Linked DNA regions of Homo sapiens: region 2 is linked to region 1. Evidence: chromatin loops called from intact Hi-C (ENCODE). Cell type or tissue: endothelial cell of umbilical vein. All regions are shown on one strand. Links, peaks and the distances in the headings refer to the core of each region. The heading gives the core; the rest is flanking DNA. Region 1 overlaps FMNL2 (formin like 2). Region 2 overlaps FMNL2 (formin like 2).

Region 1 (16,458 bases), core at 4,446-12,445:
TCCTCTTACTTTCTTCTGTATATTTTATATATATATATATATATATATATATATATATATATATATATATATATATATATAAATTAGAAAAAAATTGAAACAGGGCCAGGTACGGTGACTCATGCTTATAATCCCAGCACTTGGGAAGGCAGAGGTGGGCAGATTGCTTTAGCCCAGGCATTGAAGACCAGCCTGGGCAACATAGCAAGACCCCATCTCTTAAAAAAAATACAAAAATTAGCCAGGTGTGGTTGTGTGCACCTGTACTCCCAGCTACTTGGGAGGCTGAGGTGGGAGGATCACTTGAACTCAGGAGGTGAGGCTGCAGTGAGCCATGATTGTGCTGCTGCACTCCAACCTGGGTGACACAGTGAGACCCTGTCTCAAAAAAAAAGCTAAACTGAAATGGAAATTATTTCCATATCTTTTCTTAACCAAGTAGTCAAGTATTTCTGTTGCCATTAGTTTGGACCATATGAACTTGCTGCTGTTATAGGTCAGAAATGGTTGAATAGCAGCAATCTCATGGCTCAACCTGTTGAACCATTAACCCCAGGAGGGTTAATCAGCTAGCCCCTTTCTAACCCAGCAGATAGAAAACTATGACAAAACTATTTGACTCTACTTTCCTTCCTTCTTATCTTCCTCATCTTAAAAAGTTAACAGATATAAAACATAAAAGATATCATTGGCAAGTCAAGGTGACAGTTTTTGGGGGTGGGCAGGTGGCAACAGACACTAGGACACTAGGACAATGAAACCCAGATTTTAAAACAAGGATACAATAGAGCCAGCTTCTGTAGAAATTAGTGTATTTATTCACCAGTCATTGTGTTTAGTTGTCTGAGCTACATTGTATTGTCCTTGAGGAGTAAGAATTGTGCTATTTTTCATTGCATTCCTGACATGCTTAAAAAAAAAATGCTGCTACAATCTACTGTATGTAGTTGATTGATGCCGGGAAAGTTTGCTGCACCTAACAATGGTCTTTATCCATGAAACACTCCATTGATACTTTTAGAACTCATTACTGCTAACCAAACAGTAGTGGTTTTATTACTATACTAATGGAGCCTGGTACTTGGAGGCTGGGGCATGGGGGAGGAGGAGAAGGTGGGGCAAGGAATGTGGGTAGGACTAGTGGATCCCTTTCCATGATTAATGGTGTCCCCCAGAAAAGTAGTTAGGCAGTTTCCAATAAAACAATGTGATAATCTAGATACAATGCAGGGTCTAATGTGCATATGCAAGGATGCACTAAATGAATTAGCCCTAACAGGGAGGAACAAGGGCTTTCTAAATAAAGAATCAGCAAGACAGCAGAGTTTTCTATGGCCTTCTCCAATAAAGTGATTTGCTTTCCTAACACTGCATGGAGGCAAACAAATGAGTTGTGAAAGATACGGATACCGATGGACACAGCACCATGATAGGCTTGGCAGACTCCTCCTTGTGGGCAACAAGACAGACCCATGTGGTGACTTTTATCCTCTTGCATGCTTTTTGTGATGTACTTGAGTTGTTCTTCTTCCTCACTGTCTTTGTCCATTTAAAAAGGATTTTTGTTTTTAGGTTATTTTATTTGGAGTAATGCATCTGTTTGCCATAAATGTGATTATTGATGTACACGAGCTTATGTTTGCTGTCTTACAGTTTGTTTTCTATTTGATCTACCTGTTTTATGTTTTTTTTTCCTCCTTTTTGACTTTGGATTAGGCACAGATTTTCAGTCCATTTTTCCTATTTCTGAACCTGCTAACTACACAGTATTTTACTCTTCTTGTGGTTATCCTACAGATTATAGGATACGTCTTTGATTTACTACAGTCTAATACAGACTCTTTCACCTCTTTGTTTTTTGTATATTGCTTTCCTTTGGAAAAGCTCATGATTCTTAATGAATCTCACTGGGGGTGGAGTGATGTTACCCTTATTTCCTACTTGAATCTCTCTCATAGTAGCTCTTACTTGCTGAACCTGTTTGTAACTTTCATTAAAGTTATTGCCCAGTATCACTTCTCCGTGGACATGTGTTAGTCAGAAGGGGACATCCTCACCGCTGAGCTGTGAGCTCCCTAGAATAAAGATGGAAGCTTTCTGGTTTCCCATTGAGGCTGAAAGCTCTTTCATAGCAAGGACTATCCTGTCTCTTTCTAGTATGACATCTGGCCCACAGTAGCCCCTCAAGTGGAGATTTGAATGACCAGGTCCACCTAAACCAGATGGCCCTGGCATCTGGAGAGTTCGAGGCCATTTTAGCTGGAGAGTTCGAGCTGGAGAGTTCGAGGCCATTTTAGGTAAGCTCAAGTCTTTACAACTCTGCACCTTCTACCAGTCCTTCCTAGCTGTTTCTTTTGGATGAAGATGATTCTTCTTTTCCTAACTCTGAGGTTGCCCTCTTTCATGTGCATTCACATTAACTGTCAGCCATACCTGTGTACCTCAACACTCACTGGTTGCTGCCTGTAATACTCTTACAAAAGATTTAATGAAGTGATGGAGACCTTGGGTGTCTAGCAACTGCCATTGTTTGTCAGGGGAATGTGAGATATATGTGTGGGAAGGTCCCTGAGTTCCTCTTGGACTTATCAAAATATCACAAAATTCCAGTACAAAGTATCTTTCCACAGATTCAGCTGTGCTGTGGGTCACTAATACTTGGGTCATTTTAAGCTGTGGTGCAGAAACCTACAGCAGAGGTGTGAATCTTCTTCCCTTTGGCAACTTTATGTCAGTTCTGATACATTAAAAAAAAAAAACAAAAAAACCCCAGGGATTGATCATGTTAATGTGAACACCCACCTCTCAGTGATGGAGGAGTTTTTGAATCATGCAGGTTCTTGGCTCGGAGACAGCATGGTCTATACAGAAGCAGCTTGGATTTGTCAAGACCTCAGTTCACCACGCAGCTCTGCTGCATTTTGAGTACCTGTGGGTAAATGACCTCACCTCTTCAGCCTTATCTGTACAATAGGGATGATAACACTCAGCTTACTTCACAGGCTTGTTGTAGGGAGAAGGTGATCTATTGTTTCCTAAAGCTGTTTTTGAAAACGGTGACTCACTCTACAGATATGATTTGTGTCTTCTGTTTTCTCCTGCCTGATGTTTTCCATTTTGGCAACTTAGAATCTAGGCATACCTCAGGTAGAGCTTGCTGACACACTGGTCTATTTTTGAGGTGGGTAATACTAATATTGAGTTCAAGAGAATTTTTTCCCCCCTCTGAACTATGCTATAGTTGGTATCTACTCCTAGGATATTAAGTTTGTTCCAAATAAGCCAGTTGTGGGCTCCATGCTATGCCATAGAAGTCAGAGGAGAGATAGTGCCGCCTTTAAACATTGTAAACTTTCAGAGAAAAGTTTTCCCAAGATAAATTAGCAAGTAGTTTCTTCACCAAAGGGACATGGTTGATGTGAATTGATTCTCTGAAGAAATATTTACCATAGCTGCTTCTGCCAAAGTGAATGTGGTCACCAGGGCAACAATGGCAGCCGTCTTTATCCAGATAAGTGCAAGAGCTGAATTCAGATGCCCCTTCCTAGGGCTGCCAGCTCATGTGAAGTTTGGCATGCAGGAAATGGATGTTCAGTGTTGGCCTCACTGAGTTTTGGAAAAACCCCACTTATTGGAGCATCTGCCAAGCATGGATGGAGGAGGGCTTTTCAGGATTGCAAAACTACTTCTAGAGAGACTGGTGAGTAGAGGGATAGTGTTATGGACATACGGCTCATTTTCCAGAGGTACTATTGAAACTTTCTTCGGTAACCATAAGGGAAGAGGCAGAAGTCTTCTCATCTTACCAGGATGCCTATGAGAGCTGGAGGTTGCTGGTGAAAGAGGATACAAAGATACCTCCAGAGACAGGGCAGGGAGTGTGGTGTACTTACCACATTTCTGGAATTGACTTGGGAAGTGGTGTTCACTTCTTTTATCAAAGCAAAACTAGTAACTAATAGTAACTACTGACTCATTTATTTTTTGTCTTCAGCTTTTATGAAGAATGAACTGACTTTCTAATTTCTATAAGAAACTGCACCAGAGTTTATCCCCCACTGGAGAGGGCTGCTTAGATGGTTGGCAAAGCTTCCATAACATCTCAGTTTCTCTAACATTTGAAGTAAAAGACCAAAGCTAGAATCAAATATGTTACTTCTTTCCATTGCCCAGCTGCAGCTTTTACAAATGCATCACAGTTGAAAGTGCCTGAATCTAGAGTTGTCCATGCTGACTTCTAGCCAGGCCAGGCCAGTGGCACTTCTGTGATTTGGAGGAGACTTTCAATGAAATTAGATTGTAGCTGCTATATTTAACTTTTAATTATACACTATTGGGATGTTTTAATTTCTAAAGTGTCACAGCCAAGGCATGAAAATGTGGATCAAGTAGGCAAATGGAATTAAAAATACAACAACATAACAAACTCTAACATCCACCAATTGTGTCTCAGGTAATTAATTAGAGCAGCCTGTAGTTACTAACCTGTGTGGATGTTTCACTGCTCGGGAAGAATAGTCCCAGTGTTTTCTAGATTAGTGGACTGTTCCAAGGAGGGCTGAAATAAGTTTCAACTTGAATTTGTAGATCTGGATAGTCAAACCTTAACAATACAGGCATAGGTTGTCCTCTGTGGGTATCTGTAGTGAATTACAATTCTGTATTAACTTCTACACGATTACTTATCCTAGTCTCATTAGGGAACACGAAATTACCTGAACAAACCATAAGGTAGCATAGACGTTCAAATCTGACATGTGCAAAGTTCCTTAAGCTAATTAGAAAATACACACATTGATCTGTGAATGGATGCCCTTCTGCTCCTTTAGGGCCAGTGATTGAGAGGTGTCTGTTGGAGGTTGGTGTTGAACTTGTGCTTGAAGTCTCCGGATACAAAACTTCACGGTTCTGGTTTAAGCAGAAGTCTTCATTGAATGACATCGATGTGGAGAGAAAATTCCTTGGCTTTCTGTCAGCTGAATCTGCTGATTTGTAAGACTCTTGGGGCAGGTTAACAGCCTTGTTGGTTGTTGTGCTGTGCTGACAGTGGGACCAAGCGGGGATCAGGAAATAGTCTAGGGCATTGCAAGGTTGGATTTGCTTACATTGAGGTGTTCCTGTGATCTGTGCACATCACCCAAGGTGATCAGGGCCTTGAGGCTTAGGCTGAAAGGCTGGCTTTCGAGGCAAAAGATCAGAAGGAAGAAAACATGCTGGCACCTGATGTATATCCCCTTTTGCTCTGCTTCCATCTACGGTTGCTGCCTGCTCCTCTGACATGTAACTCACCTCCTCTGTGCCTCATATTGTTAGAGCTAAATTTCCCACTGAACCCAGACTGTTATTTTTGACCTGCCCTGCCTATTTATTTGTGCACCAGTGAGTGTGTGAGTAAATGCATTATTTTTATTATTATTATTTTTTCTTTTGAGACAGAGTCTTGCTCTGTTTGCCCAGGCTGGAGTGCAGTGTCATGATCTCGGCTCACTGATCTCGCTGATTGAACCTCTGCCTTCTGGGTTTAAGCAATTCTCATGCCTCAGCCTCCCGAGTAGGTGGGACTACAGGTGCTTGCCACCATGCCTGGCTAATTTTTTGTATTTTAGTAGAGATGGGGTTTCACCATGTTGCCCAGGGTGGTCTCGAACTCCTGAGCTCAGATAATCTGCCTGCCTTAGACTCCCAAACTGCTAGGATTACAGGCATAAGCCACTGCACCCAGCAAATGCATTAATTTTTAAAAATTATAGCAGCTCTTTTGGAAGAATTGAAACATAGAAAAATTACCCCTTAGTCCATTGCATTTACATGGTGATTTTCTTTTTCATTTCATTTTTTGGCCACGTTTTTAATTTTTATTTTTTGCTGTGGTAAAACGTTAAGATAAAATTTACCATCCTTGCCATTTTTAAGCATACGGTTCAGTGGCATTAAGTACATTTGTATTGTTGGTGGTGCAATGATCTTCACCGTCTGTGTCCAGAACTTTTCATGTTCCCAAACTGAAACTCTCTACCCATTAAACAGTAACTCTTCATTCCCCCCACCCCTTCCCCTGGTAACCACTGTTCTCCTTCTCAGTCCCCATGAATATGCCTATTCAATGTAACTCATAAGTGGAATCAGGGAAGTTGTGTCCTTTTGTGTCTGGTTGATTTCACTTAGTATAATGTTGGTAAGGTTCATTCTTGTTGTAGCATTTGTCAGAATTTCATTCTTTTTTAAGGCTGAACAGTAATACTCCATTGCATGGATAGAAACCTCATTTTGTTTATCTATGCATCTATTGATGGACATATGAGTTGTTTCTACCTTTAGGTTATTCTACATAATGCTACTATGAACATTGGTTACAAGTATCTGTTTAAGTTTCTGCTTTCAGTACTTTTGAGTATGTAACTGGAAGTGGAGTTGCTGAATCATATGGTAATTCTATGTTTAGCTTTGTGAGGAAGCATCATACTGTTTCCACGGTGTCTGCTGCACCCTAGCAATGCACGAGGGTTCCGAGCCCTCCATATCCTTATATGCTTGCAAAGGATATGTGTCTTTTCCTTTTTTTTTTTTTTTAATAATAGTCATTCTGATGGGTATGAAACAGCATCTCATTGTGGTTTTGATTTGTACTTATGCATAGGTTTTTTAAAACTATGTTTAAACAGAGTGTACTTATTTTTCATCCTTGATCAGTTAATATTTTGTCATGTTCTCTTTTTGCCTTTCAAAGGACTTTTTTTGTTTTTTATTATATATGGACAAATTATAGTTGCAAATACTTAAGGGGGTACAAAGTGATGTAATGATGTTTGAACTCAATGTGGAATGATTAAATCAAGCTACCTAACCTATTCACCTCAAATATTTAACTTTTTTATAACATTTGAGATTTTCTCCTAGTGATATCGAAATGTACAGTATGCTATTATTGTATTTACCATGCTGTGGAATAGCCCTCAAAAAAGGAAGAAATTCTGTCATTTGCGACAACATGAGTGGAATTAGAAAACATGCTAAGTGAAGTAAGCGAAACACAGAAAGACACCACATGTTCTTACATATGTGGGATCAAAACAATCGAATTCATAGAGGCAGAAAGTAGATGAGTGGTTACCAGGGGCTGGGGGAAATGGTAACGTGATGGTCAAAGGGTACCAAGCCTCAGGAGGAGTAAATTAATTTATTTTTGAGATCTAAAATGACTAATTTTAATAGCTTTTTTCTGGGATCCATCCTGAAGTTACCAGTTTTCTGAAGAAAAGCATTTGAACCAAGAATCCAAATGTGGGCTTCACTACAGAAAGGAGAAACACAGGGCAAAACTGTGTCTAGGCGCCCCTGAGACCACCCCAGGAGGACTGTTGGGCTCCCTGTGACCTGTTTTGGAACTCTGGGGGAGCTTTATCAGGGAATACACTTGCTGGAAGCTGCAGAATATGGGAGAGACTCCGATTGTAACAGGCAAGTTTCTGGTGAGACAAAAATGGATTAAACCAAGACTAATGCCAGGCATCAGAGACAGCAAAATCATCCAATTTATCATCCTTCCCTCAAGGCTGAGAGGTTTTTAAGTAGTTTGGAAAAACTTGGAAAGGGATAGGGAAAGCTTGAGAATAATTTAAAAACTTGTCCCCTGCAGGCCAGTTTGCTAAAAGCCGAGTTTTACCAAAAGGCTAAAGCAGTAATTAAAGCAAAAAGCCTTTGAAAAGGAATCTTGAACTACCCCATTAACAGAGATTACAGGGTATGGTTAGTAAACACCAGAGTATTTAAAAGAGAGTAGTGACACAGAAATGAATGCCTTGTGAAAAGACGAATTTGGTCACCACAAATTATAGAAACTTTCAGAATATACAGAGAATGCCTGTAAGCCAAATGGAACTGTTGGTAGAACTGAGTTAAAAAGTGTTTTCTGTAGAGTTTCATTTGTAAACGTGATTTTTAAGAGTACAAGCTGAATATTACTTAAAATGCCAGTAGGAAAAAAAGTCACACCCCTTTCCTAGTAACTGCTTTTTGAACCTGAAGTTTTTGGAAAGAAGCATCGGTTTCTGAGTATGATCTGAAAGTACTGGCTTTAATAAGGTCTTTCTCCGAGAATTGTTGCTTATCTTACAAGGCAGAAGTGACAAGGATGGTACTCAGCACTGGGGCATTGGGTATCAATGGTGAGCTCATCTCTGTTTCAGGAAGGAGCTGACCAGCGACATCTCATTCCAAAAATTGCCAGATAGATGCAGCACTGAGCTGCCTCCCAGGTCATCCCAACTGATTAATGTGGAGATCTGCAGACTAAAGCAAAGAGAAAAGTGATTTGAATGGACCTGAGGGACTTTATCCTCCACTATGAGGTTGCAGGGGGTGCCTTCTGTGACGGTACCTTTGTAAGTTATTACAAACCTACTGGTGGAAAAACCTTGACTGAGTTCCACTCTGAATCCCAGTTGTAGAAGCATCATGAAATTGAGCACAGGAAAGACTAGGAGTAGGAAGAACTGGGTTTCGGACTCAGATTTGCCTGTTATTCGCCTGAGATGTCTGGCGTTGGTTGCTTGCCTTTCTGCAAGGATTGTAGGGTACCGTCCAACGCATCTTGTATGTGGGGACATTTTGGAAACACATAATACTGTGTAAGCATTGTTATTAGTAGGTAAAATGGTAAAACTGAAATGAAACAACGCCCTGCCCAGCCCCGCCACCCTAACAACTCATTTCCCCTTTAGGCATTTTCTTGTCAGTGGGTACAACACTTCTGTCAGTATCTTTGGCTCTGAGGAAGTCAGTGGAATGAATGACTTCAAGTCTTTGAAAAATAAATTCATGGCTTACTGTGGGCAGTAATTTGTTTTATCCCAAAGCCGGTAATGTGAGGTATTTGAACCAACCACAAATTAATTATCCTACTATATTTGCAGCAGTGTTAGGGTTACAGGTACAACCTAAGCACCATTGCCATATCATTCTGTTTCTGGACAATTAATAACATGCAACCGTGTTGGGACAACAAATCAGTGCTAACCTCTCTGGGGAAACTCAAGTGCAATTGTGAGATGTAAATCTCCATCCACAGGCTCTGCAAAGGGGGAAATATAGGAGTGGCTACTTACTATGTGAAATGCACAGACATGACTAAGAGTAGAGAGTTGTATATTCTGCCTCCCAAAATCCTCCTCATGTGGCTTTCTCCAAAGCCTTCTCAGAGGACACTGAATTCACCTAGGAACTTCGAGAAATGTGAGATGATTCAATTCTGTTGGCAGCAGTGCCTTTCCTGTTACTGATTACTGGCTACCCGGGAGCTCATTTCCTTTGTACTGAGTCATGTGCACTCAGAGAGATATGACCAGGGAGTGATGTTATAGAAATTGCGTAAGTGTAGAGAAAAGGTTTGGTTCCCTTATTTTGCATGATGATCTCTCACTGTGCATTTTATTATGTTTATATTTAACTATGAAGTAATTGCTATTACTGCACTACTGTGTTTGATGCCTACCCTGTGTCAAACATTAGGTATTTTACGTTTATTATCTCCAATCCTAAGTAATGCCTTCAAGCTAGGTAGGTTTATTGATGAGGAAACCGGTGTGGATAGGTCAAAATAAACTGTTTTAGGCCATGCAGGCTGAATTTGAAATCATCTAATCACCTTTGTAAATCTGACAGGGCCTGAGCTCTTTAGGTCAAACCTGCTGCCTCCCATGTTTAGGGGAATAGGCTTAAGAAGTTCAGGGAAAGTACTTGCCTGTTGAGGCATGTTTTCTTAGTTACAAAGGGCTTAAATTGTTTTGTGGGTATGTGAAACATTCTTCCCAGAAGCTGAAAGCCTCCTAGGGATTCCCTCGTTCTGTGTTTTGCCCATTCTTTAAGTCACGGATGCCCAATGTGAAGAGATCACATATGTTCATGATGCCCCGTGATCATCATTGTCATGCTGTTGCCTGAAGGGGGACCAGGAATAGATTGGCATCCTGGATTTTGTGACTTAATAGTTGATTCATTGGATAAATGGTTGTCTCATTCTTTTTTTGTTAATGGCTTTATTGAGGTATACTTTAAATGCCATAAAATTCACTCATTTTAAAGTATAGACCGAAATGATTTTTTTGTGGGGGAGTTTTCCTTGGGAGACAGGGTCTTGCACTGTCACCCAAGCTGAAGTGTAATGACACCATCTTGGCTCACTGCATCTTCTGCCTCCGGGCTCACCTCAAGCCATCCTCCTATCTCAGCCTCCCCAGGAGCTGGGACTACAGGCATGCACCATCACGCCCGGCTAATTTTTGTATTTTTTGTAGAGACTTGATTTTGCCATGTTTCCCAGGCTGGTCTTGAACTCCTGAGCTCAAGGAATTCACCCGCCTAGGCTCCTAAAGTACTGGGATTACAGGCGTGAGCCACCGCAACCGGCCTTGAATGATTTTTAGTAGATTTACAGAGTGGTGCCACCATTGCCACAATCTAATTTGGAAATACTTCCATTGCCCCAAAAGAAACTTTGCAACAGTTGTGTCAGTTTTAAACTGCTCTTTTAAGGTACCCTTCTCTGATGTGCTATTAGGTTCTCTAGCTGGCTATGAAGAAGAAGAAATCATCTTTGAAAATTATTTAAGTAAAATTTTTTTATTTTAATTTTTGTGGGTACATAGTAGGCATATATATTTATGGGGTACATGAGATGTTTTGGTACAGGCATGGAATGTGTAATAATCACATAATGTAAAATGGGATATCTTCCCTGAAGCATTTATTTTTTGTGTTAAAAACAATCCAGTTATATTATTTAATTTTAATCAAACAATATAGCACTCACCATATGTCAGGCACTGTTCTAAGTGCTTTGTGAAGATTAACTCATTGAATTCGTTGATTCCTCTTGACACACTTTGAGAAAGGTACTCTTAATATTTGTATTTTACAGATAGAGAAACAGAAGCATAGAAAAGGTAAATAGATTGGCCAGTGTCACAGAGCTGGTAATGATGGAGTTGGGAATCAAAACGTGTTATTCTAAGCACTCTAAAGCACCTGATGAGACCAGAAAGAATGGGGGAAGCAGTAGCTAACTAGATGGATGGAAGGCATCAGGAAGAGTAAAAGCCAGTACCTTCTAGGAAACAGCCAGAGCTTCAGATAGCCCTGGGTCTCAGATGCCTTAGTACAGAATAAAATAAGATCCGATAAATCCATCCTGGTGGTCTGCATGGCATTTGTCAGTAATCTAGGATTCCTCTGTCCATTTACCCTCCTCTTCTTTGCCTTGGTATCATAGGGAGCAAAACATGCTTTGATGGACTTTTGCTTTCTATATTGGACCTCAGAGAGCTAGAGTGATGTGCTTTTGAGGTCCCTTACCTGAGGGAGTTGGGGGTTGGGGGTGTCTGTGTTCTGGTCAAAAGGTCCTTGGTGAAGGTCTGAAAAGCCTGGTCTGGAATGATCTGTGGGAGGAACTGGGCCCATTGCCCCATATCCTTAGCCCACCTCCTTCCTCTTCTTTTGCAAATGGTTGTATTATAGTTGGTGGGTCTGCCCATTAACCTTGCCTATTTTGAAGCCTGGGACCTTTTCTTTGTTTAGGGGGAAGGCCTTTTGATCTCCTAGTGTGCTAGGATTCTGGGGAGGGAAGCTCATGAGGCTGGTATAGTCATTAAGTTCAGCTGTTCACTAAAAATTACCTTTCTCTGAATTTGGAAGATAGCAACCATGATAGTAATTCCCTCTCGGCCTCAAAGGGAAAATGACCACTCTAGTTTTTGTTTAGCATTCCCCTGTCCTTAGGGCACAAAAACCTTGTGGAAGTATTCGGTGGTACACATGAAGGAACCCGGGCTGGGTGTCTGTCCACCTTTGTATTTAGTAAATATAACGGATTAGCGCGTTTTGGTGGGAGGAAAATTTGACTCTTCATACTTAATGTGTAATGTACTTGGGATTTATTAATTGATTGATTTGCTGCTTGTGTTTTTTGGGCCTACCATCTTTTTTTTTTTTTTGAGATGTAGTCTCATTCTGTCACCCAGGCTGCAGTGCAGTGGCATGATCTTGGCTCACTGCAACCTCCACCTCCTGGGTTCAAGTGATTCTCCTGCCTCAGCCTCCCGAATAGCTGGGATTACAGGCGTGCGCCACCATGCGCGGCTAATTTTTATATTTTTAACAGAGACAGGGCTTCACCATGTTGGCCAGGCTGGTCTCGAACTCCTGACCTTGTGATTCGCCCATCTCGGCCTCCCAAAGTGCTGGGATTACAGGCATAAGCCACCACTCCTAGCCCGGGCCTACCATCTTTTTATTCTACCAAGTTATGCCCCTCCATTTGCTTCTGGCAGACTTTCATCCAGTTCAAGACCCTTTTAACTTATCAAAGGTCACAAGAAGATGCTCAAGAGGGAATCAAAGTGAGTATGTGGAATGCAGGGTATTCTGTCAAAACTGTTAGAATATATTAAAAATTGGAAAAGCCAAAGCTTGAAACACTATGTCTGGTATAACACATTAGTTGCCCATAGGAACATTTTGATCAAGTGATGGCATTGATACAAGGGCGCTGAGTTTGTGTTGTTAATTCACTTTTAACTCTTCATGTATCATTTTTGTTCTAGTTGTAAACTGGAAGAAATTTTTGGAGCTGAAAGGAACTTTAGCAAACCTTCAAAATCAACCTGCTTATTTTACATAAGTAGGCATTGAAACCTAAGAATGGTCAAGTCAGTTTTCCAAACCCCTGTAAAGAGTTAGATGAAAGGAGCAGTCCAGTTTTCTGGGTTAATTTTCTGGTGCTTTCGCATCCTGAAAATCCAATATGGGCCTTATTATAAAGCTATAGACGGGTCTATGAGATCTTTCTAGGTAAGAGTGCTATGTGCTATTTCAGTAAAGGAATTGGAGACAGAGTTATTTGAGATGGAGTAACTGCCAAGTGGTCTTATAATTTCCCTCCATTCTGTCCTGGTGATTAATCCTAAATTGGACTTCAGAATTCTCAGTTCAGTGTGATAAAAATGTTAGTAAAATCTCTGTACATGGCAGTTATAGAAACTTGTTTATTACATAATCTTTTTCTGACAATTCTGTTCTTAAATATCTTTGGCTTAATTTTCAAACAAAAACCAAAAATAAAAATAAATGATTGGTAGTCCTTCTAATACTTGTTCTAATTATACTGCTTTTTAATGATCAAAAAAGTATTTTAACAAAACAGCCATATATCTTAATATGCCAGAACCACTTAAAGTTCTACAGTCGTGTTTATACCAGGTATTTTTATTGTGAAACATGCCCCAAACACATCTTGAGCGGAGCTTTAAGTATGTCTTGTCTATAACATTGGAAAGAGATATGAACCCTCCTTTGGTTAATTGAAGTCAAGGTGTAATGCCTTTGTGGTTTCCCATGTGTTTCTAATCAATAGTTCTTGGCGGTTTCCAAACGACTTCCCCCATCCCATCTCTCTGGTATGAGCACTTCAGGAAACAAACTGTATTAACTTTGGCCAGAATACACAGAGAGGGTTGCAGGACCTTTTAGCAATTTTCTGTGGAGGATTCTCTGACCTGGTAGGTTGAATATCTCCTCTGTTAGCCTTTGGGTATACGTTGTGATAGATTTATGGTAGGGATAAATCATTTCCAGGATGATGAAGAAGTTTTAACATCTACCTCATTGTGTTATATAAAAATATTTAAGTGTTATGGCATCTGAGTAAATGGAGATGGGTGACAGGGAGAAAGGGAGTGAGGAAGAGAAGCTCAGGGTTCTTTAGGCCACAATGGACCTTGAGCTGTGTGTCATTGGCTATTTATTTTTGTGTGTCTGTGGCTGAAATGCTCTCCAGAATAGCTGTAGGAATAACAGCTGTTATTAGGAGTAAGTCAGACAGGGTACTTGTGTATTTAGAAGACCTTTTAAGCACTGGTAGCAGCCTAGACAAGCAGCCGGTAGAGATATAAGACAATGGCCCCTCGGTTGTGGTTGCCATAGCCCTTAGTATGTTTTATCACTTGCTTAGAGTTTTGTTCCAAAGGCAGGAGCCATGTGGCAGTGCACTTTCAGTGCCTCAAGCATTGTTTGTATGTATAGTTCTTGAAAATTCATCTCACTTTGTCACGTCACAAGATGAATACGTACTCAGACTTGATGTGAAATGCTTTCTTTTGATCATCAGTGCAGACACAGTGGTTCGACTTCATTAGTCAGAGGTGGGGCCCAGATACTGATGTTTTTTCAAAGCTCCCCAGATGATTCTGATGGGCAGCTGATACTGAGATTTTTTTTTTTTTGAGAAACACAGAAGCATATAAAACAACAATCTGTTTTGCATATATGCAGTACTTGGTATTTAGAAAAGCTGTTTATAGCCTATTCCTATTGTCAACTTGAATTACCATAAGGAAATATATTTAAAGTTTAGCCTTATCACCTGTTTGCATTAGGCAGTGGTCTCTAAGAAGCCTAACAGGTATTTGTAAGAAAAGTAAATTTTAAGCACAACTCATCCATCTAAAGAAATACATAAAAAATCAAGCATTTGTGGCCCATACTCTTCCTGCCATGCCCGTTGGTCTCTACCTCATGGCTCACATGGCATGTAATAGCGAGTCAGTGTTTTTGTTTTACAAAATCCTCTTCCAACTCCTCGTAGGAGAGGATTGTATCAACCTGGTTTGTTTCTCCTACTCTGATGTTGGAACGGTTAGGAGCAGGAAATCATTCTGATTAGGTCCCAAACTAGCATAAAATGAAAATCAGTGCTAGTAACCCCTGAGTCCTAAAAGATAACTTACAGGAAAGAGGGAAACCAGATGGGAAGTTTAAAAGCAGGAGAAGTTAATGCTTTAAAATCATTGTTTGGCTGGGTGTGGTGGCTCACACCTGCAATACCAGCACTTTGGGAGGCTGAGATGGGTGGATCACTTGAGGTCAGGAGTTCGAGACCAGCCTGGCCAACATGGTGAAACCCAGTCTCTACTAAAAATAAAAAAATTAGCCAGGCATAGTGTTGTGCTCCTGTAGTCGCAGCTACTCGAGAGGCTGAGGCAGGAGAATCGCTTGAACCCTGGAGACAGGTTGCAGTGAGTTGAGATCATGCCACTGCACTCCAGCCTAGGCGATAGAGTGAGACTCCTTCTTAAAAAATAAATAAATAAAATGAAATCATTTTTTGTTGTTTTAATTTCCATTATTGTCTTTTTTTTTCAACATAACATCTCTCTTAAAAATGAGACTAAAACTTTCAAGGTAATATGTGAAATGAAAACATTTCAAAAGGGTAGAACATGGGAAGACAAGACTTCCTCCTCTTCATGTAAATTCTATCCCCCAGTATTAACGTTTGAGATAACCTCTATGAAGCTTCTTATAAATCCTTCCAGAATCGTGTATGCAGTCAAGCAGGGCCCCTGGGATTAGATATATGGATTGTATTTAGATTATAGTAGGAATGACTCCCCCTGGGTTTGTGCAGTGCACATACCCTTGGCCACACGTGGTCACCCTATATGCAGAGTATACTCTACCTTTAAAACAATACAACATAGGATTACATTCAGTGTACTGTGCTATACCTTGCCTTTTTCAATTAACAGTATATAATGGAAACTTTGCCATTGTCTTTAAAGGATATTGTCACACTGCCAAATTGCCACATTCCCCCTTTGTAAAAGGCAACACCTATTTAAATTACCAGTGGTGTATGAGAGTACCTGTCTCAACCCATTCTTGCCAACTTTGCATTTTATCAAACTTGAAAAATATTTGCTGATTGGTAACATATTCATTCCAAAAATGTTTTAAGTGACTTCTGTGTGCAAGGCTTCTTGCTCTATCCTGCAAAACAAAAGCAAATCAGAACCGTGCTTTCTTCTTTTCTAGATGTCTGTGGTTTAATGGCAGTGAGGGACAAAAAGCAAGCAAACCACAATTTACAATTATTTTATGTACAGATTTATCATGGAAACAAAGGGGCAGCTGTAGTAAGCCATTATAGTTTAATGTAAAGTTTAAAATGCCATAGAAATATGGGTTATTGCTCTTTGTGTTGCCTGCAGTATTTTTCTTCTCATTTGTAAATATATTTTCCATTTAGTTTCTTGATGTCTTCTAGGTTAGCTTATTGCATAATTTAAGAGCCTTTTTCCTTTTGCTGCATCAAATATATGGTAGATAGCCAACTTTTTAAGGACTCTCTTTTAAAAACCTTCCTGAAATGATACCATTTTATTCTTTTTGTAAAGACCCCTATAGAATATCTAGGGAGGTTGAGAAGTTTCTAGTATTTTGAAATAAGAATTTATAGCAAACCCTGTGTTTTGACTAATTGTGTTCTATAATTCTGTGATGTGGCTATTGGTCATAAGTCATTAGTGACTTTGGATAGAGATAGTTCGAGTGGTGGGGTAGAAAGTGTTTCTAGTTATAATATGTCATATACCTCAAGGTCTAGTCTAATGTCTGATGCCATTTTTC
Region 2 (16,458 bases), core at 4,840-12,839, 88 kb after region 1:
TCCCAGGCAAAATTTATTGGTGGGAAAAATGTCGTGTTCTATCTCCTCCTCCTCTCTGCTTAGCCCCCCAGCACCTGATTAATTAAAACTCTGCCATCTACCGGCTCAGAACGTTTTTCTTAGAAGCACCTGAGATTCGTTCAGCTAAAGAATCAACAGCTGTCAACCGCAGCAAATAGATCCCCTACCCTCTACCATATCCCAGTATCCTAACAATGCCTTAAAATGAGCATCAAGCCGGGTGCGATGGCTCACGCCTGTAATCCTAGCACTTGGAGGTCGAGGTCGGTGGATCACCTGAGGTCAGGAGTTCTAGACCAGCCTGGCCAACATGGCGAAACCCTGTTTCTACTAAAAATACAAAAATTAGCTGGGTGTGGTGGCGGGTGCCTGTAATTCTAGCTACTCGGGAGACTGAGGCAGGGGAATCACTTGAACCCCAGCGAGGCAGAGGTTGCAGTGAGCCGAGATCACACCACTTCACTCCAGCCTGGGTAAAACAAACAAAAAAACCAGGCATCAAAACTCGGATGTCTACAGGAGTCAGTTAGGTCTCTTAAATTTGTAAAATCTGCCTGGATTTGACACAAAAGGGAGTGGTGGAACCTTGGCAAGCCTGTGAGTTAAGTCCCTGACCGAGGCAGGCGCCACTCGGCTTTAGCCCATACTGGCAAGGCAGGCCGGTGCTGTGAGGGCTTCCAAATTTTCATGAGAAGATGAAAATTTTGATTCTTCTATGAAATCTTTCACATTTTTCATGACGGTTTTAAAAGTTTTACAGGCAGTAAAAACAATTCTTTGTGCCCTTATGCCCTGAAATCAAACCCTGTGGGCCAGTAATTCCCAAATAGAGTCCTCAACCTAATATGCTTTCCTTAAAGCTAAATGTATTTAAGGATTATCTCTTTATTTTGATATTTTTATCCTTGCTATATTGTTGATGTAAGAATGTAATTGCTTTTCTAAAGTGACTCGGGGATAGGGTTAGCTTTTACCTGCATTCAGTTGAACTTGAAGGATGACCTTCCCAAAAGGGAACTCAGAAAATGTATCTGACTCTTCTAAAAGACATGTAACTTAAAAGCATAATTCTTTATGAGCTGATATTGAGAGCTCCCAATGGGTTGATGGAAATGCTAATGAAGGCTCTATTCAATTGTTAAGTTTATCTTCAATGAGCAGCCAGTACAGAGGCTCCAAACCAAACTAGCCAGCTTGCCCTGATGCTGGAAAGCAAAATCCCCCAGGATGTCCACGGTTTTGGGTGAGAGGGTCTCAGGAATATTTACACAGAAGGGAGCAAAGAGCCTGATTGTGTTCCTGGCTTTAACAAGTAAAGATATTCTGTTTCCATCTGTGTAAATTTGCGTGACTTTTTTTTTTTTAATTTTGAGTAATTAATTGCCAAGACTCCATTTAGAAGGAAGACGATGATGAGAATGAATCTTGTGAAAGTCCATACTGTACTGTTTCTCTAATGGGGTCCTGTGAACCCCCTGCGATTTACATATTGGCAGAAGGTCCAGTGTACACTTTGAATGTGATCCAAACGTTCTAGTTCATTTAAATTTCATAAGTTATAGTTTCCGGAAGGAGAAACTGTAACTGCATGGTAGCAAGTATGGAAAGGAACCTAGTTTTCACTGTTATGCCCTGTCATTTAACAGTAGCTTTGAGTAGTTTTTAAATCAAAAACAAGAAAATGTTGATGCCTTAACTTTTTAACCCCTTGTTCTTCGTGCGAGTCTATAGGGTAAGTTCTTCTTGTGGAAAACACTTGGGTTATTTTGGGCGAGGTGGCGCTAACAGAGTTTTGCTTGAGGATGTGCTTATCTGATTCTCTCTTCCCATTCAAATATAGGATTGATTGTTTTCATCCTTGGAGCACCCACTAGGTACAACCCTGTTGGAAACCTTAATGGTGAAAGCAGCGTCTATTCATTGAATTCTTTTTAATGTGTCAGAAACTGTGCTTTGTGAAACACAGGTTATAACATTTATTTTTCACAATGGTCTATGAGAGAAGAATATAAGAGGGATGGTCTCCAAGATAGGAAAAAATACCGCCTTTGGGCCGGGCGTGGTGGCTCATGCCTGTAATTCCAGCACTTTGGGAGGCCAAGGTGGGTGGATCACCTGAGGTCAGGAGTCTGAGACCAGCCTGGCCAAAATGGTGAAACCATGTCTCTACTAAAAATACAAAAATTAGCCAGGTGTGATGGCAGGCATCTGTAGTGTCAGCTACTCAGGAGGCTGAGGCACGAGAATTGCTTGAACCTGGGAGGCAGAGATTGCAGTGAGTCAAGGTCGTGCCACTGCACTCCAGCCTGGGCAACAGAGCAAGACTCCGACTCAAAAAAACCCAGAAAACCCAAAAACAACAAAATAAGTACCATCTTTATTTCATTGTGCGGAGAGTGGGAGAGGAAGGTACAGAAGTATGGTGGGTTTGCGAGTTTAGTAGCAGGAAAGGGAGCGAGTTCTTGTATAAGGGGGTTTATTTCCTTCATGACATACAAGGGGTGAGGCTATATTGAGAGAAGGGGGTAAGGAGAGGGTATGGAGGTTGGAGGTTGGAAGAGATTGTAAATGGTTGACCAGAAGAAGGTAGATGTTCCCTGGGCAGTGTTGAGGGTAGATGTTTTCCGGGCAAGTGATAGTTGGTGCTCTGTGGTTGACTGATCTTCCTGTTGCATGGCACTCTCTGCAGTCTCAGGTGCTTCTGTATCAGGAGGGACAAAATGGTATTAAAGAGGAATTACTCATGACACTCGTTCAAGATGGTAAGGCAGACTTTATTTAGTACCATCACGATAGGCGTAGGGACCACTGCAGTGGGATTTTTGCAGTGAGGGAGAGAGATTGAGCTCAATTCTGAACAGAGCATGGACAAATAGGAATTTATAGCCAAGGAGTGGAGTGGAGGTCAGTGGATGGAAAATTACTAGGAGGAAACATCAGGGCTATAGGAGTGAAGTAGGGGAAGAAAGGGAGAGAATTCTGGTTAAAGTGATCCTGACCTATTATAGGATTCTTGTTGAAGGCAGGCCAGGGTGATCAGATACCATCTGGGGAATGGGAGAGGATGAGGAACCCAATTAATTAGTGGGGGTGATTAGACATAGAGGGTGGGGAATTCTGGATAAACTGACTTAGAGTTCTTGCCAAAACCAGATTTTATAAGGAAGTGTATACACGGATGTAGGAGAATGTAAAGGAGCCTGACTAAAGTTTGGTCAAGCAAAAAATCTATATCACTGGTCAGTGAGTTTGTCTAGGTTTGGGGGTGTGTTGGGGGCTGTGCTAAAAAGACAGCTAGAGGAGCAAGAAACACTGGTGCAAGATCAAGAACATTATTTACCTGGGCCATGGATTCTAAGTTGGGTAAGGAGGGAACTGCAGAAAAGAGTGAGCTGATGGGAGTTCTTTACTAAGGGTCAGACAAATTTGGGGAAGGTATTGCAGTGGGGAAAAAAATTGTTAGGACAAGAGCCAGGATGTTCTCTCACAACTGCATTTCCACCCTTGCTTCAGGTGGGGGAACTGTTTACACATTCCACAATGAAGAACAATCAAGCTGGGCATTGTAGCACATGCTTGTAACCTCTGCGCTTTGGGAGGCCGAGGCGGGTGGGTCACTTGAGATCAGGAGTTTGAGACCAGCCTGGTCAACATGACAAAATTCCGTTCTCTACTAAAAATACAAAAATTAGCCGGGCGTGGTGGCACGCGCCTGTAGTCCCAGCTACGCGGGAGGTTGGGGCATGAGAATTGCTTGAACATGGGAGGCGGAGGTTGCAGCAAGCCAAGATCGTGCCACTGCACTCCAGCCTGTGCGACAGAGCGAGACTCTGGCTCAACAATAACAAAAAAGAACAATCAGTATGTCCTTTGCTAAGATGACTCCTACCCACATGCAGGGAGGCTTTTTTTTTTTTCTTTTCTTCGAGACGGGGTCTTGCTGTGTCGCCCAGGCCAATCTCGGCTCACTGCAACCTCTGCCTCCTAGGTTCAAGAGATTCTCCTGTCTCAGCCTCCTGAGTAGCTGGGATTACAGGCATGCACCACCACGACCGGCTAATTTTTTTATTTTTCGTAGAGATGGGGTTTCACCATGTTGGTCAGGCTGGTCTCGAATTCCTGACTTCGTGATCCGCCTGCTTCGGCCTCCCAAAGTGCTGGGATTACAGGCATGAGCCACCGCGCTCAGCCGCAGGGAGGCTTCTTAAAAACCTGTTTAGTGTCTCTCCATAGCCGCATCTCATTGTGTGTGTGTGTTTTAATATATTCATGCTCAAAATTTTGAGAAATGAGTAAATGGGTTGTTTACTGAATGTAAGCTTCTATCTCTTATGCACTGAGGCACTTGTTTATCAGTAGACCTAAGAAATTATGTACATACGGATCTCATCTCAGAGGCTTGTAAGAGATGTAGATTCCTGGGCCCAGATCTCAGAATTCCTGAATCATTACTGTCAGGCGGGGGCTTAGGAATGTGCATATCTGTGTATTAATACTCTGAAGACACTCAGAGTTCTAGAAGGTGAATGCTGTCATTCATGTTCATCTTAGGCCTTAAATGTAGAAAATACTGACGTGTAAGGAAAAGCAAAGGTGAAACCAGCAAGTTAATTTTGTCTTGAAATGCCATCACATTTAAAGCACAGTTCTTCAGAAATCAAGTTAGAGGGATATTGCATGATATTTCCCTCTGTTTATCTAAAGTTATTTGTAGTATTTCTGTCCTGTGTATGTTATGAAAAGTCACACACGAGTCTGCTCATTCTTTGAGAGTCTATATTTACTAAGTCAGAAGATTTTTTTTTTTAAACCCTGAAGCATGAGAGATTTTGTGAGAAAGAAAATCTTTGCACCTTCCATTTTTAGAGAAAGGAATAGTAGAGAGTCAAGTGTGAAAACCAGCCACTGGGTTTCTTGGGAAGAAAAAATATAGTGTTAATGAGTAAGAAATGTTGTTTTGTATGAAGAAAGATATTAAAATTTATCTAAGGGCAGGTTGAGTTACAAGGAAAAAAATGGATAGAATTAGAAACAATTCCAACTGTGACTATTTTAAAATGAAATATTAAATTTGTTACAATTGAACAAAGGAGAATTTAGAATTAATGAATTGCTTTTCTTGTAATATTTTCTTTACTCATTTCTTCTTATTTCTTTAAATAAGGAAACCCAAGTCATTACTTGGCTTATTATTACAGGTTATCAACAACTTAGTAAAACGTGCATGAAATCTGTAAGGTACAGAGCCTAATTCGTCAGTAGCTTTGGCAGCTAGATGTGCTGATTCACTGTCTACCCATTGTGACTTCAGAGTCACAGGACTGTGGGTTAGAAGAAGGATACTAAGGGTCATCGGGCTCCAGCCGGCTCCAGCCGTGTCTTCGAGTGTCTGATAATGAGTTATTTAAAAAACTGAAACCCAGAATCACACCTCTCGTTCTTGCTTAGCTAGTAATACAAGCAGACATTCATACCTTGATTTCTTCAACATGTAATTGGCTTGTAAATCAGGGCGGCCATATAATTGATCATCCAGATTGGAGTACTTTTCGAGTGAAAGGGGGCATTGTTAATAATTATGCCAGGACAGCAGGCATTTTAGATTTGTACTCTATCACAAAGCTAAGTTCTAGCAAATGGTTTTGAAACCGTGTTTAGTCTGAAAGATTTCTTTAGAAGTTACATGTGAAAAAAACTTACCTAGATTGAAGTTTATTTGCCAAGGTAACTAGGGTGCTGCGTACTATGTGATAGCCTGGTTACATGGAACCCCTAGGGAAATATCTCGTTTTTATGATAAAAATTTCTTTAGTTGAAAAATTTGTGCATTTATTTCTCAAATCAATGTCCAACTGTTTTAATAATTTCTCATATGCAGCTTAAGATTAAAATTCTTCATAGAGGGCCTTTTATTTTAGAATATGGTCTTTCCTTGGTATCTATGGAGGACTGATTCTGGGACCCCCTCCCCATGGATACCAAAATCAATGAATGCTCAAGTCCCTGATAGAATGTATTTGCCTAAAACCTATGCATATCCTCCCTTATACTTTAAATCATGTCTAGATTACTTATAATACCTGATATAGTATAAATGTTATGTAAATAGTTGTTATACTATATTGTTTAGCGAATAGTGGCAAGAAAGTCTGTACATGTTCAGTACAGATGCATTTTTTTTCAAATATTTTTGATCCATGGTTGGTTGAATCCACAGATGTGGAACCCATGGACACGGAAAATGTACTGTGCTGCGGGAAAGTAGTAATATCAGGTGTGATGGGGGTGGAGGTAGATAGTATCTAGACTAGAGGTTTCCAAACTTTTTCAGTCATAGCATCTTTAGTGTCTCAAAAATTTTCATGGTGCCTCCTAGACCAAAAGAAAAACCTAACCATTCCATTTATTAAGTACTTAGGTCTAAACAACTATTTATGTTCTACTAATTTAGTGGCTGTTTGAGAAAATATTACATATAAATTGTGAGGAAAAAACTCATTTTATTCTTCTAAAAGCATAATTACTTATCAATATGTGTGTAGCTATGGGGCACTGCACAGCTTTCACACGTTGAATTCAGATTGTGCACACACTTCCTTTCCTGTTCAGTTTTCATTTTCTCTTGTTACTTGCTTTTATCACAGCAACTGCTAAAAAAACAGTTTCGCAAAGGTAAGATGTTATGGAAAGGAAATGTTGCGTGACTCAGGGTAGAAACTTGAACCACCTCAGGCTAGTGGCTTGTGCGGTCTCTGATTTTGAGTCTTGTTGCTTCCTTTGGAAATAATCCCATAGCTTCCATTCATTTCACTGTAGTGCTTGGGGGTGCCTTGGCACTCAATTTGAGAACCACAGATCTAGACATTTCTATTTAGTTCATTATTTGGCTGTTAGCTAAACATCCATTGTGTTTATGGCACCAGAAATTTTTATGTCTGTGTGTGAGAAGCTCTCAAAGCCATTATGTTAAAGAAACTAAGATGCTCCAGCACTTTACCCCTCCCTTCTTTGAATTAGGTTGTATCATATTCTGGTACTGAATAGCTAAAGTTTATTGAACACTTATGTCAGGCACTGAGCTTGATGAAACACTTTGCATGTGTTCTCTCATTTTCTTTTTGATTTTCATAACAATCCTGCTATATAAAGCTTCTTCTATCAGGCTCCTCCTGAAATCCGCTTGGAGTAGATACTGTCCTTATTTTACAGATGAGGAGACTAAAGTTCAAGTAATTTAAGTGATTTGCCTATGAACATCGAGCAAGTAGTTTCAGTTCTGTGATATAAACTTAAATTTTCTTATTTTACCTGAAGACTAGAATCTTTGTCTGCAGCCACAGCCTCTTCTGTGGACACTGTGCTACCGTCCATGTGTCTACTACTGTTTTGATAGGTACTTTTTGTGTTTCGTGGTGGTCCTAACAGGGAGATCTTTTTGTTCTCATTTTCAAATAGAAACACCGAGACTCAGAGAAATTTAGTTACTTGCCAGAGTGAACAGCTAGTAATTGGAATTTGAACCCAGGTATGAGTAATTCCAAAGGTTGTAATTGTAATTTATTGTGATGACCAGAAGACGTTTTCTAAAATTCTGGAGTTATTTCAGAGTCATTAAAGAAAGATTAAGTTACGATAATATGGCTTTTGTGTTAATTTGATAAATCGTATTCACTTAGAAATCATGCATGGTATGTGTGGCACCTCTCTATTAAACAGTGTGCCTGTTGCCCAACCATGTGCAATAACAGAGAATATATTGTGCTTATCATTTATAAATATATGTATAGAAGAGAGAGACAATGAATGGACCTATTTGTCAGTGGGCAGCTGACTGGGATGGAACACTGCAGCAACGCTGAAACGACAGACCCCCGAGATAGGATGGTGTGTGGAGGATCAGATTTTAAAGGCTTGTTTAGGGAGGTGTGTAAGTGCTAAGTAGTTTCTCAAGTTGAAAATTAGGAATCTCTTGATCCTGTCACTTCTCTATAAAACCTAATAATCAAACAGGGATTCATTTGCACTTGGAGTTGCATTTCCCTCTGGAAGAAGACAGATCTAAATCAGAGGTATGCTTCAAGTTGGCAAACACTTTGGGTGGGAAGCAACATTAGGTACTGGATGAAGTGCGTTGCATTAGCCCTGGGCTCCTTAGGACTTGAGGTGTAATTTGCAGAAGGATAGATTGGTTCATGTGAGTTAGCTATGGTTCATCTCTTGAGTGATGGGGGCGGAGTTGTTATAGAATGTAAGAATGCAAAGATTGAATGGTCAATGTGGTATTTTGGCATTCTTCCAAATCCTTGTAGCTCTTTTGGAGAAGCATAACACTGCTTTGTAGGAAAGAGAAAAGTGTTTACATCCAGAACATATTGAGTGGGTGTACTGAGTTCAGCAGCCAGGGTCGTGTCCCCCAGGCCTACTGTTGTGGTTTACCCAGCTGAGACGCACAGAGGGTCAATACAGTCAGATTTCTGCATCCTGCCACCCCCCGCCCATTTTCATCTCTGTCTTGCATGCATGCTTGCTTTTTCCTTTTTCTTGCCCACAACCAAGTCCAGCACTTAAAATGGAATAGTGCACACTCTAGGGCCTGCTTCCCAGAAATTCTTTGTCTGTAAATGTAGGTGTGCGCCCACCCTGGAAAATGCTTTCTTCTTATTGCCTTGCTTGGTGCATGCAGTGCACATGTCACCATGCTTCCTTGTTTTAGGCTGAAACCAGACCACACACTTGGGTAGCACTTTACACCTAGAATGTACCACTGTGGTGTGAGAATATAAAACCAGGCATAACTCAAATGACATGGATTTTATTTCACATGAACCTTTTTATCTCCAAATAGACAAACATTGAAAACCTTATGCCCCAACAAGAAAGAGGTACTTCTTATTGAGGTATCTAAGGGTACCTGTTTATAATATGATTTAGTTCAGCCATATTTAATAAATAATCTATTATTTAATGTTATAGTTGTTGTGCATTGTATGTATAAATTCTAAATTTCCATGTACCACACATCAGAATTAATTTTATTATGGGATTTTTTTTTTTTGCTCAACTCATAACTGTTAGATGTGTATTGTGTATCTGTCCATGTTCTGAGTATTATAGAAAGCATCCAAATATGCCAGAGAACTTTCCCTCTCATTGGATAAAAAGTGTACACATGTGAAATGGCAACCAATACGGTCACATTTGGTCCCTTGAACAAGTGCTATTAGAGATAATACAAAGAAAAGGTCACCCCAAACATGGTATATAGAAGACTCAGGTCTTGGGTTGAGATGTAAGTTTGATGGAGAGAAGGTGAGTGGGATGGTAGGAGAGGCAGGTCAGGTCCAGGCCTGGAGTATAAGAGAAGGTATATCTGTACTCTGGACCTTTTTTTTTTTTTTTTTTTTTTTTTTGAGAGAGGGTCTTCCTCTGTTGCCCAGGCTGGAGTGCAGTGGCACAATCATGGGTCAATGCAGCCTCGAGCTCATGGCTCAAGTGATCCTCCTGCCCCAGCCTCCTGAGTAGCTGGGACTATAAGCACATGCAGCCACACCTGGCCAATTAAAAAAGTTTCTCTTTGTAGAGATGGGATCTCACTATGTTGCCCAGGCTGGTCTCCAACTCCTGGGCCCAAATGATCCTCCCACCTTAGCCTTCCAAAGTACTGGGATTATAGGCATGAGCCATGATGCTCGGCCTATCTGGAGCTTTTAAATATATATTTTTAACTTTACAGAGTTGAAGTAAACTCTGTTAGTATTTGTATAATATTTAACAACCACGTACAAATAGATAATGACTAAATTTGACACTTGCTTTTCTGTTCCTAATTACTTATTTGTTTAAAAGGAGATTAAAGATCTTGGAGCAGAATGCCTTTTGTTTATTGAAATGCAGCTTGTTTGGCTGAGCAGAATTCTGTTAGACAATAATTATGCACCATCTGAATACAAGATACTTTATTGGGGTACTGTGGCTGTAAAGAGGACTAACAAATTATTTTTCCTTCCAGGGACTTGGAGTTTTGTAAGGATAGAAAGAGAAGTCAGTAAAATAGAATGTGATTGGTGGTCCCCTCAAAAAGATCTTGATGTTGTTGAGTTGCTCTTATGTCAGTTGTTTTGGGAATTCTTCTATTTTTATGACATCTTAAGGAGTTTAGCAGTTTAAAAAATTATGAAAGTGTTCCCTTAGACATTATGTGTGAATTAACTTGTTGATTGTTGGTGTTGACCATAAAAATACCAGCAACGTTAAAGTATTACTTTAATACCAGGATGTCGTACACACAGATGCAAACACTTACTTCATGGTCTTTTCCGCTACCACGAGGGGTGAGAGCCAAAAGCTAAGTGGCAGGCTAAAGGAGTGCAAAGAAGGAGAAAACTAAGAGCAGAAAAATTAATCCACTTGTCATACACCAGAAGGCCTGCCACGCAAGACTTTCCAGCTTTCCTGCCTATCTTGGCTGGGCTTGTCTGGAGAGACACTGTGGGTTTCTGGAAATGAGACCATCAAGACTGATAAACACGTGTTGTGGTGAAACCTTAAGTTGTCTCAGTGTTACTGTGTGTTTGGATAGGGCAGAACTTTACTTCAGAACATGGCTCCTTCATGAGTTGATAGTTTTATTTTTAATTTTTTTGGTAATTTAATCTTAGGACATCATAACTTCAGGTATCTGAGTCTCTGTTTTTAATTCCTTTGTATATATACCTCATTGCAGAAATGTAGGGTCCTCTGTTGAGTGTGTGGTCAACATTTTCAGGAACCACCACACTGATTTCCATAGTAGGTGTACCATTTTATATTCCCAATAACAATAAACAAAGGTACCAGTTTTTCCAAATCCCTGCCAACACTTATTCCGCCCCCACCTTTTGAAATTACTCTTTCACTTTTAAGGACCCTGTGATTATAACTGGTTCCCACCAAGGTAATCCAGGATAATCTTCCCATCGCAAGGTTCTTAATCATATCTGCAAATCACATTTTAATATGTAAGGAAAATTCACAGGTTCCTGGGATAGAGATGAGGAAATCTTTGGGGGCCATTATTCTGCCTATGACAGCAAGTCTACCTTTGAAGTTGCAGCTGTTTGCAAATGAGAAGCCATGAATTTGAGGCTATAATTTTGATCATGGTTATGGCAAAAATATTCATTTTTAAGACAAAAGCATAATCTTTCTCTTGTTATTTCAGAAGACGTGACCTTAGTTGAACATAAACTTGAACTCTTTTCCTCCTTTGGTGATCCCCATCATAAGATTGAATAGTATGAGGCTGTAACCTGGGCCAAGCTTGAGTATAGAATCCAGGTTCAGTAATCGTTTCCAGAGTGACTGCTGTGAAAGAGAAGAGGGAGACTAGCGATAATCTTAATGTCCTGAGAAGGGAATTACAGATATGTTGCTGGGAAAGGGCTGGGGGAGAGTGAGGCCAGGGTTCCAGGGCAGTGGGACAGGTGAAATTATATACTGCTTCAGATCAGCAGGTGATACAGACTGCAGTCTCATGGCTTTCTTGTGGTAGAATCTTGATATCTAATATGTTACAATTTGAGTTTGGTATCTTCAGTTATCAAATTGAGTTTACTCTTCAGATCTTATCACATAGAAAGTTGACATTCAACAGCAGAATAAGAACACTTTCTCTGGATTTCGATGCATTTTGGTCTGTGCCAGCAAGCCTAGTACCTTAATATATTTGGCCTCATGTTGTCTAATCATTGCCCATGAAGGAGTTTTCTAGCATCTCAAGTGTGGCCTCTTGTGTAACTCCCTCATTCAGCACACAAATGTGTGGATTCAGACACAGCTCCTGGCACAGCAGTTAGCAGACAGTAGGTGAAGAGTTCTTTGAAATCCAGAACATGTCAAGAATCGTTAGACAGCAGACCTCTAATGAAAATCAGACATGAAGTTTGAAAAAAATTGCATGAGTGATTCTTTCCATTATTCTCTTTGTGTTTAAATGCAATAGGAATCTGTATTTTAGGGGCTGGCACTTTGGCCAGAGGAGGGATGTGTGGTTTTTCCATCTATTAGATGTTGAATCACTAAGCCAATGATATGGGGAGTAGTAGGAAGATGGGCTGCGGGAGAGCTTGTCCTTGACTGCTATAGCTGCACCCTTTTGTCCTGTGGACAAGATTGGCTCTCCCACCTAGCTTGGTCTGTATTGATGATAATCTGGCCTTGCAATTAAATAAATACCATAAACATAAATATGTACATAGTGAGCTCCTTTTTTAATGAACTCCTGTTTATTTGCATTTAAAAAGGATGGCAACAGTGTGACTACTTTAAAACAGTAGATAATTCACATGAGATTTAGGGAATTCATTTTTGTCTGTTAGGTTGTGTTCACTGGTTTAAAAAATGGATAATTTTCTAGAGGTTCATAAATTAACAAAATGGGTTGTTTTATGTGGATGGAGCCCAAAATCAAGGAGGAATGAAGACAGTGGCAAGTGCTGGCACTTCTGTTCTAAGAAAACTATAGTCAGGAAAAGATGGAGGTGCATTAAAGTAGCAAATTTCAAGTGTTCCAACTACTTTACATGCGTTATCTGATTTGATCTTCTGAAACTTCTGTATGTGTATTCACACACGTGCACAAACACCCTCCAACATATGTAAGTGATCCTTCTTTCATGTTAAAAGAGAAATAATAAGAGACATGTTGGCCTGAGTTCTCTTTAACAGCTTCATTGAGATATAATGGATACAGAAAAATGGTATATTTTAAACTGCATAACCTGATGTATTGATATACAGTTTTGTGTTGCTTAACAATGGAGACAGGTTCTGAGAAATACATCATTAGGCAATTTCATCGTTGTGTGAACACCACAGAGAAATGATAACCACCTAGAGACATGATCACGAGAGTCAGACTAATTAATATATCCATCATCTCTCAAGTTACCGTTTCCTCCTTTTTTAGTGTGTGTGGTGAGGACTTAAGATTTACCCTCTTAGCGAATGTTAACTATACAATACAGTATTGTTAACTAGAGTCACCATGCTGTACATTAGATCTTCAGAATTTATTCATCCTGCCTAACTGAAACTTGACCAACATCTCTTCATGTCCCCCTGAGCCTGAAGTCTTTGCTCTACCATTGGTAATAACCAGTTCTGTGAACTTGGACAAATGCTTTCACCTTTTTAGTCTGTTTTGGTCACCTATAAAAGACAGAACAGAATGAATGTATCACAAGCTTCTCTTGTAGCTCTGTACTTTTTGATTATAAAAAAGTTATGGAGGAGTCATAAGAAAGCAAGCCTTCTAAGAAAATAGACTGTACCTAAGATTGTGATTGAGAGATTAGAGGTATGTCTCATTACCACAGTTTCCCCAGAAAGGACAGCTTTCTAGTCAGCTTTTATTTCCAAGATGTTACTAGATTAGGGAGAGCCTAATTTCTCCCTTTGTGAGCTTCACTGGCTACGGCGGTGATATTAGTACCCTCAATGATTCAATAAAAATAACAGTGACAATGAAAAATGACTGACTGGTGATTCACTTTGGGGAACTATTTGGCTGGCTGCCTGAGACCTGTGCCAGGAAAGAAGCTGAATAGATTTTAGCAGCATCCTCTAGGCTAGGAAGATAATAAAATTTAGGATGCCAGGTAGTTGTTTGGACCATGAATATAGGTCATGGAAGGAAATGGATTTTAGGTGAGGGGAATTGATGGGCAGGCCATGTGCTGAATTTGCAGCCACCCTGCTGAGGCCCTCAGCTGTTGTAATTTTCAAGTGAACTCAGGAGAATTGGTACATTACTCAGTTCCAAGTGACTTAATTTGATGTCCCAATAATGGTATAAGGAAAAATGTCAATGTAGGAAGAGTTAACAGAGCAGGAGGAATCATTTACCTCATTTGATTTGAAGACCCCTTGAAGACTTTTCCTAGATATTTCTTTGGCCGATGACTTCTCACTGCCATAGAGTAAGTTTGAAATTATCTGGTTTGATGTCCACATGAACTTGGTCTCACGCTACCCACTCCTTACCTCCTGGTTTATTCTGTGTGATGCACAGCTCTTTGCCTTCTCCTGTGTTCATGCCTTTGTTCATATCTTTCCTTTTACCTAAAATAATGAGGATAATATGAATAATATCATTTAACATACTGAGTACTTTCCGTGTACTTACTTTTGTACTATTTTATAGTAATCCTCCCATATCCGTGGGGGATACTTGTCAAGACCCTCAGTGGATATCTGGAACCTTAAATAGTACTGAAACTAATATATACTATTGTTTTTCCTACATATACATACCTATGATAAAGTTTAATTTATAAATTGGGCACAGTGAGAAATTAGCAATAAGTAATCATAAAATAGAACTATTGTAACAATATACTATAATAAAAGTTTATGTGAATGTGTTCTCTCTCTCTCTCACAAAATATCTTATTGTTCTCCACGAACCTATTTTGGGGCCATGGTTGAACTCAGGGAACTGAAATAGCGAAATAACAGAAAGCAAAATCATAGATGTGGGTGAGGCTACTGTACATACATTATCGAATTTAATTTTGCCCAAACTCTATGATGCAGGTAGTAACATTACCACCATCCTCATCACCCTCATGATGCTTATCACTACCATGGTGATCATTTCCATGTCACAAGTGAGGAAGCTGAGATTTAGTATAAATAACTTAGCTGAGATGACACTCTAAATGAGTGGTAGTCATGATTGCAGCCCAGGTGGCCCATCTCCAAAGCCCACACATTAGAAACCATATTGTGTCATTTAATGCCATTCTTTACCATCCTCCCCACACATCCAGGCTCAATGCATAGTATTTTCTACTTTCCGTAGCAAAAAGTAATGGCTCCTTCTCTGAGGTTCTGTCGGATTATTTGACATGCTCCGTTTTATATTTGTGTATTCATCTTCTTTCCTTCTGCTTCATTGATGCCTTGTCAAAGCCTGAGTTTACCATGTATTTGTATCCTCACCTTGATTTGTTATTTGGCAGAGTTTATTAAGTATATATTGATTTGACACTGTACCTTGCTATCTGTATTCAGCCCAGTCAGTTTTTTGGCTCCAGTTTATATTTTTCAACATCTTAAAATACTTCAATTAAAATGCCAGTATCTTATATGAAAATATTAATATCATGCATTTCCACCTTCACTTTTCGTGCTAATGACTGTGTCTGGTTATTTAAGTGGAATTGTGAGATTGCTTAGTTCAAATAAGTCATATTTTAGAAACATTGTAGTTTAAATGTCATGGAAGGGGGATGATCATACAGACCTCTATTCTGAGTCCTGGCTTTGCCACCTACCTCATGCATGGAGGAATTACTTAACCTCCTTGTCCTCCGATTTCCTTCTCTGTTAAATAGAAAAGATAATAACTACTTGTCAGGATTATAAGACAGACTAAATTGGATAATGCATGCAAAGAGCCTAAGTGCCTGAGACATACCAGTCCGTCAATAAATGGTACATCTTGTTGTTTTTGACCCTTGATTTCGATTCTTCAGTTTTGAATTACATTTACTGGCTTTTTCGACTGTGGGGTGTTTACTAATTTCATTTGCTTTAGGATTCAAATAGTGTGGTTTAAGATCACCCGTAATTAGTAGAGTCAGGATTAGAATCTAGCTAGTCTAATTCCAGAGCCCAACTAGCAAAAACTAATAAATGAGTAAATCCTTGCTTGCACCGTCTCATTAGAATTCATTGTGCTACCCAGCCATCCAGTTGAAATCCATCCCATTTCCTTTTTTGTAGCGACAAGTAATGGCTCCGGGGAAGGGAACATGGGGAGTTGTTGTTTGATGGGTACAGAGTTTGTTTTGCAAAATGGAAAAGTTCTAGAGATCCGTTGCACAATAATATTAATATAGTTATAAACACTACTTAAAGTATAAACTTAAAAATGGTTATGAGGTAAATTTTATATTATGTTTTCTACCATAACTGAAAAATTTTTTAAAGTAATGACTCCTTCTTTTGAGTTCCTGTAAACCTCTGTATCTCTATTATTTAAGAGCTCTAAAAGATTGTCTAAGCCATTTCTTTTGTGACATGATTTTCCCTGCTTCCATAAGAAGCACTACTTGCAAAGTCCATGTTTTTTCTCTCTAAGCAAGTGGTTATATAGTAGAAGAGTTCCTGTTATAAAATCTGGTGACTGAATGCTTGTGAGTTTTAATTTAGAGATTACAAGGACAAAGATATATTACATAAGGTGTATTTCATACTGTTCAATTTCCCTCCTGTGTGTCTCCATATCACTGTGGGTTTCTAAGTATGAGCCTTGAGAATATTTGGGTAAAAGAAGGATTTTACAAGTTTGCATTAATACCATGAAACCAGGTCAGGAGCTGATATCAGAAAACTCTGTTTTGCTACCACATAGGTCTATTTGGTTGTGAATGATTTGGGCACCATCATTCT

What was found. A loop is a pair of places that touch in the nucleus more often than their neighbours do. Peaks named below come from ENCODE experiments on the same cell type or tissue, not always from the same donor. Only the 100,000 strongest peaks of a DNase experiment are listed, where the experiment ranks them.
Region 2: it touches region 1 in a loop (1.8-fold over the local background); 3 of 110 quality-filtered maps call a loop at or near these places.

What each region holds. Positions count from the first base shown.
Region 1 is chr2:152,412,422-152,428,879 of GRCh38, forward strand. All of the region lies in intron 1 of FMNL2 (formin like 2), which reads left to right. Among named protein-coding and RNA genes, the nearest start is that of FMNL2, 85 kb to the left of the region's middle. RefSeq lists enhancers at 11,252-11,978, 11,979-12,704. In endothelial cell of umbilical vein, for the core only: no CTCF peak of the experiment used is centred there; DNase peaks (open chromatin) are centred at 6,470 and 9,370; H3K27ac peaks cover 1,748 bases.
Region 2 is chr2:152,500,333-152,516,790 of GRCh38, forward strand. The region is part of intron 1 of FMNL2 (formin like 2); the gene reads left to right. Among named protein-coding and RNA genes, the nearest start is that of FMNL2, 170 kb to the left of the region's middle. RefSeq lists an enhancer at 860-1,435. In endothelial cell of umbilical vein, for the core only: no CTCF peak of the experiment used is centred there; DNase peaks (open chromatin) are centred at 5,309, 6,719 and 8,429; H3K27ac peaks cover 2,321 bases.